Regions from separate parts of the Homo sapiens genome. Here region 2 is linked to region 1. The links are chromatin contacts, found by POLR2A ChIA-PET in ENCODE. All regions are on one chromosome and are shown on one strand. The core of a region is the stretch at or near the end of the contact, and the rest is flanking DNA. Distances in the headings are between cores, read along the strand shown.

What was found. ChIA-PET counts read pairs that join two places held with the same protein, here RNA polymerase II (POLR2A).
Region 2: POLR2A ChIA-PET joins it to region 1 with 11 read pairs in Panc1. The contact joins two enhancer-like sites. POLR2A ChIA-PET finds 5 or more read pairs at or near these places in 4 of 52 experiments (AG04450, MCF 10A, Panc1 and 1 more).

Annotation. Positions count from the first base shown.
Region 1 is chr11:10,443,450-10,446,423 of GRCh38, forward strand. No RefSeq gene overlaps it. Among named protein-coding and RNA genes, the nearest start is that of AMPD3, 10 kb to the right of the region's middle. RefSeq lists enhancers at 1,499-1,778, 1,799-1,858. Within about 2 kb of position 1,587, at least 2 of the 41 ENCODE cell types and tissues checked have a DNase peak (open chromatin) inside an H3K27ac peak, as active enhancers do.
Region 2 is chr11:10,580,213-10,583,186 of GRCh38, forward strand. It overlaps IRAG1 (inositol 1,4,5-triphosphate receptor associated 1), which reads right to left. Exons shown (of 21, transcript NM_130385.4): 19 at 1,655-1,774; 20 at 243-377. All of the region lies in intron 1 of IRAG1-AS1 (IRAG1 antisense RNA 1), which reads left to right. Among named protein-coding and RNA genes, the nearest start is that of LYVE1, 13 kb to the left of the region's middle. Within about 2 kb of position 1,604, at least 19 of the 41 ENCODE cell types and tissues checked have a DNase peak (open chromatin) inside an H3K27ac peak, as active enhancers do.

The DNA.
Region 1 (2,974 bases), core at 337-2,836:
TTTCTCTGGCTGCTGCCCTCCTTTCCTCTTCTGAGCCTTGCCAGTGTGGAACATGACTGTCTTCTGTGTTCCCCCAGAACACGGCTAAACCGCTTTGCCTGAAGCCTTGGGGATACTGGATGGTGGATAGAGACCCACATGCTCTGCCCTGTTCATACTTAATGTTCCAAAGAAATAGTAAAGTTCTGCAATAACAGTTTCTAAAAAAATTCAATCTTTAATTTTGTTGTTCTTTTGATAATTTTTTACTGTGGTAAAAATATATATATAAGTTGCCATTTTAACCATTTTGCATGTGCAATTCAGCAGCATTAATTGCATTCACAATGTCATACAATCATCACAATTTTTTGATTTCCCAAATTAAATTCTTTAAAAAATGTTTAAAAATTTTTTAAAAATTTTTGTTATTTTTGTTTTAGATTCAGGGGGTACATGTGCAGGTGTGTTACATAGGCATATTGCGTAATGCTGAGGTTTAGGCTTCTACCAAATTAAATTCTTAAATAGAGCCCTCTTTCCTGACCCAGAGATGTTATAGCCCCAGTGAGGTCATAGTTCGGCTTCTTTTTAAATAACAGGAATTCAGGAACTTGAAAAATCCCCATGCTTTTCTCTGGTATAATTTTAGCCACCCCTTCCTCCAGATGTCCCTGGTAGAATGCACAGATCTGTGGATGTATTGAGTGTTGATGGTACTGTCGAAGGCTGATGGTGGCCAGCCCCTGGAGTCTGACATTCAACTGGGAAGCAAACACCGTGGGACAGGAAGGCTACAGACCCTCACTCCAGATTCAGCTTTTGACCCTATTGCCCATTGAATGGTTGGGTGAGCAGTTCTGAACAAGGCACCAGGACGAAGGTAGCTTGAGACTAGGAAAACTAGAAGCTACAGCCAGGGAGGACTCCTGGGAAAGAGTATGGCCTAAGGGGAATGTGTGTGTGGTGGGCAGGTGGGCAGCAATGGGGGAGACTGCATCTCTGGGAGACAGAGGTCATAGCCTCACCTGAGTTCCACTCTACTCACCTCCCTCTCCCTGCTTCCAAAAATTTTAGACGGCTATGGTCAGCCTAGAATTTGAAGTCTGAATTTCAGATGATAAGGCAGAAGAGTTGAAGCAGATTGAGGGCAGAGAATTTGGGAAATTCTATTTGAAGCTGTGACTCTCATCTATGGATGTTCAGCTGCAGAGTCTCACCAGAATAATGTAATGTTGAGGCTGCTGGTGGCATTTTGGAGACTATGAAAGATACACAAACATGGAAACAAGATAGTGGTGACCTGGAGCAATAAACTCTACTTGTGTAGCTGAGGATGATCTTGTACAGAGTCCTGGCAAGAAGGTAGAGACGACAGGTCATTCTTAGATGGAGTAAAGGACTGCTAATTTTCAGACTTCAGTTTGATTCAGAAACTGTGTCCCTATCAGCAGACAGCCATGCCTGGGGAGCACCAGCCCCCTGCCATGCACTTAGATAATGGAGGGAGGGTTTTGTGGTCACATGTGGTAGGCCCCAAGCTTCAGATTCCCACTCATGACTCTCTTTCACTCCAGTCTGGTGACGAGTTAGGGACTCTAAGCTCAAGGACCCAAGGTTCCCCGAAACAGACTCAGCCCAGTCCTACTCCTGAGCCCTCTTCTTGTTGTCTCCTGACCTGGTGCCCAGGACACCCCCCCTCCCCACTTCCTGCCATAATCCTGAGTGCACGCACTCTGTGATGAGGCCTAGCTGTCACATGCACTAATTTTCAAAGTGCTCAGATTTGGTTCTCTTCTTTCTAGAAACCCATTTCAGAAAAAAGGAACCAGATCTTAACAGTAAGGAGACTGCTGTGCCAATTGTCAGACTCCAGTTTGCTTAGGTCTGATTGACTACACAGATTAAAATCCTGGGAAGGAATTAGGCTCAAACTGGAGTGGAGGGGTGGTGGGGGAAAGGCTTATACTCTCATTATGCCACAGCATCAGGGTAGGCTGCAATGCCCTTCCACACGTGGTGCCCTGAAAATGTCCCTGGTTATTCTTCTTTCAGCCATCATGTACTTCTGAGGTACCTATTTCTATCCTAGTGTCAGGCCATATGCCATGATTTCTGTCCACTCAATTAGCAGAAGGCCCCAGGGCACTTTGGTTTGAAAACTGGCTATATCTGATGAGGCTTTGCTAATGTGCTCTCAGAAGCAGAGTCCTTCTCTTATTGCCTCCTGTGGGGAGATTTGGACCTCTGTAGCAGAGAAGACTGTAAAGGTCGTAGAGAAACTGGGTTTTCGGAGGCTGCCATGCCCATCTTGTATACATGTATGCATTGTGCAACCATTATTCAGAAGGGAGCATAAGTCAGGGCATGGGAACAGAGACCCCAAACAGATATTGGCTTCCAAAAACGCTCAAATAACCCCATCCCCCAGTGCATTAGGAGTCAGAGTATTGTTGGAGGTAACCTGAAGCTCTGGTCCAAGTGCTTTCCTAGGTGTTCAAAGGTCTGAATGAGTGGAGCATCAGGCCGATTGGAGGAGAGGAGCTGACAGCACAGGATGTCTGTCCCTGGTGTGAAGCTGGAGGAGAGACTGGTGGTATTCCTTGGGGTGGGGTGAGGGTGACAGTGGGGGTGAGAGCTAGAGGGGGTGAGGGGTCGGGGGGGTGGTTGTATTGGCAGAAGACTAGTTAGGTGGTATTCTTGTTGAACTGAGGCAATGGAAGGGTTAGATTAAATCAGTGGTCTTCACAGGAGGTGTAGAATGTTCCATTGAAATGTAAAAGAAAAATTAAAACTTTTATTTTTACTTTTTTTTTAGTCTAAAACTAAAAAGCTAACCTTCACCAATGTTTACTATTATACATTTTACCCTCACTCAACTCATGCATTGGGTGTCCATGTCATGCATCATATCAGAGGCAAGTCAGGGAAGAGAGGAGGTTCTACAACATGGGGGATGGAGAAGGGGACCACAGCACCCTCCCTGGCCCACCTG
Region 2 (2,974 bases), core at 354-2,853, 140 kb after region 1:
CATGACTGCCCCTGACCTCTCAAGCTCTTGCAAACTTCTCATTGCTAGCTATCTTGGCTCTTTGGGATTTCCTCTACCTCCTTCCCAACATGTGTGCCCTCTTGGTTTCTTGGGCTACTCACTGGGGCCCCAGATTCACTGCTGCCCTGGACTGGCATTTCCAGGGATTTTGTGCATTTAAATTAGATGAATTGTAACCCCCATTTCAGCAACGGCAAGGACTCCAAACACAGGCTTCCCACCTGCTTCTTGGGCCCTTTTCCTCTTCCTCAGTTTCTTCTACCTCTTCAGGTTCCTCAGGACTCTCACTCTTCTGTTCTTCCTCCTCCTCCTTCAGGTCTTGAAGTTCTTTGGTCTTCTTTAGACCTTCTTGGAATCTGGGGGGCAAAAAGGAACAGTTGAGTCTGGAAAGGGCAGATGCAGTGCATCCTTTCCTGAGTTCCTAGGGGAGGGGACTTGAGCAGCACCTCCAATAATTATGTGCTTCCTATGGTTCCACAAAACAGGAAAAAGCTGGGAAGCTCCACTGAATCCTAAGGCAGCTCACGCCAGTACCATTTCCCCTCACTCCTCAGTCATCCTTCCTGTTTATGTGAAAGTGTGACAAAACTGACAGGGAAAAAATGTGGTGCAGGGTCTCCTGACTGGGTTCTTAACCCACAAAACATTCCGTAGGGCTAAGATTGTATTTGTTCTCCATGTGACCGTGGAGCTTCAGCCTCTCATCTGTAAAAGAGAGAGGGTGACACTCATTTCACAGGGCGTTGGAATGATTTTTGCAAGTGCCAGGCACATGGCTTGATCTAGAGAGGTACTCAGTAAATGTTTACGAAACCAATGAAGGAGTTCATGCCCATAAATTCCAAGGATAGAGCACAGTGGTGGGTGAGAAAGGCACGCTTTCAAAGAGAAACCCTTGTGGTTTTTCTCCCCCAGGGTCAATATTACCCCAAACATACTCTGTTCACTTGTCCTATGCTGAGTGTCTAACACTAGCAGTTTGGCTGGGCAAACCCACCACTGAAGCCCATGGGTTCTGTGCCAGTGGGAAGCTATGTCTTCCTCATGAGCTATGGAGACAGGAGACGCATAGGGCACCATACATGGTTGGAGGTGATTCTCTACCTTGAGGCTTGGTACCTGCTCAGGACTTGGTCTCTCCAGTGCTGACAACTGGCCATGGGTGCTATTGAAGCTCAAATGGAGGAGGAGGCAGTTCGAAGTTGAAGAGACTCCATTTATAGGAGGAAGGAGTGACCAAAGCAGTTCTAGGGAGCAGAGCTGCAGCTGCTCCTGGGCACTGCTGGCAGCAACATGACTGCTTTGAGCACGTGTCAGGAAGCCTCAGGCACCACCAAGAGGAACCCATCCAGGACCCCTGATTTCCAGACTATTCTGAGCGGTGGCATTCTGGTGGCTCTCTGCCTAAAAAGAGGGCAGTCTTGTTATTGTCTAACCACACCCTCTGACCCTGCTTCCTCCTGTCCTTCCTGTGGAACAGTCTTGCTCTTTCCTATGTAGTTCCTTCCTGTGGCAAGGAGGTCCTGCGGCCACTGGTTACTTCCCTAAAGCCTCTAAGAAACAAGAAAGACCCATGGGAAGGCATCTTCTGAGAACTGCCAGGTGCCCTTGGGGTGGCTGAGGTCTGACTCACCCCTTGCTGTAGGCTTCTTCCTCCATCCTGGCCTTGGTCTCCTGACTAAGCTCCTCCAGGCAGCTCAGGGTCAGCGCAGGAGCAGAGGCTTCACAATCTGGGTCCCCATTTGTCTTTCCACTAGTGAGAAGAGGGAAGTACAGGGCATCATTTCAGAAAAAGGTGGAGGCCTAAAAACAAAACCATGTTTTTGGCCCGATTCCTGATTAGGAGTGAGGAAACTCAGGCTTTTTCAGTAACTTTCAGATTTTTTCCCAATCCTTCTACCCTGAGACAAGATTTTATAAAGGTCCTAGTCCATGAATTTTCCCCAGCCCATTAAATACCTCACCAGCTCCCCTTCTCCTCATGCTCCCAAACTGGCGTTTATTCTTATTCCAGGAGATGCTGTAATGGGTGATCTACAGCGCTGAGATGAGGAAAATGGGGGCAGACCAGCACGTTTAAGGTCATTCCATTCCTGTTGTCTATCTTTCACCTGAAGACCCCCACTCATCTTTTCAAATATCCACTCAGCATGACTAAGCCACAGGCACATTGTAATGTGCTGGGGGCACATTAGAAAATAAAGAAATGGTTTTTACCAACATGGAACTTAGCAGAAGGAAAAGCCCCAAAAAAGGAAAGAAAAAATATGTGATTAATTACAAATAATAACTTTTATGAAAGAAATTCTGTACAGTGACAGAAAATAACAAGGAGAGAATGTGTTTAGAGTGAATAGTTAGAAAAGGCCTCTCTGAGGTGCTGAAGTTGAAGCACAGGCCTGAAGGATGAGAAGTCAGATGTATTAATAGCAGAGGAGAGGGTTGGGTGTGGTGGCTCATGCTTGTAATCCCAGCACTTTGGGAGGCCAAGGCGGGCGGATCACCTGAGATCAGGAGTTCGAGACCAGCCTGGCCAACATGGTGAAACCCCATCTCTACTAAAAATACAAAAATTAGCCAGGTGTGGTGGCACACACCTGTAATCCCAGGTACTCAGGAGGCTGAGGCAAGAGAATCGCTTGAGCCTGGAGGCAGAGGTTGCAGTGAGCTGAGATCGCACCACTGCACTCCAGCCTGGATGACAAAGCAAAACTCAGTAAAAAAGCAGAGGAGAGATCATTCCAGGAAGAGAATGCGGGTTATGTAAAGACTCTGAGACACAAAAGGTGCTGAGTTGTTTGAGAACTTAAAAAGAGGCAGTGTGGCAGGAGTTAACTTTTGGACAAGAGACATTTGCAATGCCTGTGAGGTATCCAAAGGGAGATGTCAAGTAGACAGTTGAATTCACCAAAGTGAGTCAGGGAAGTTTTAGCTGGAGATATTCATTTGGTGT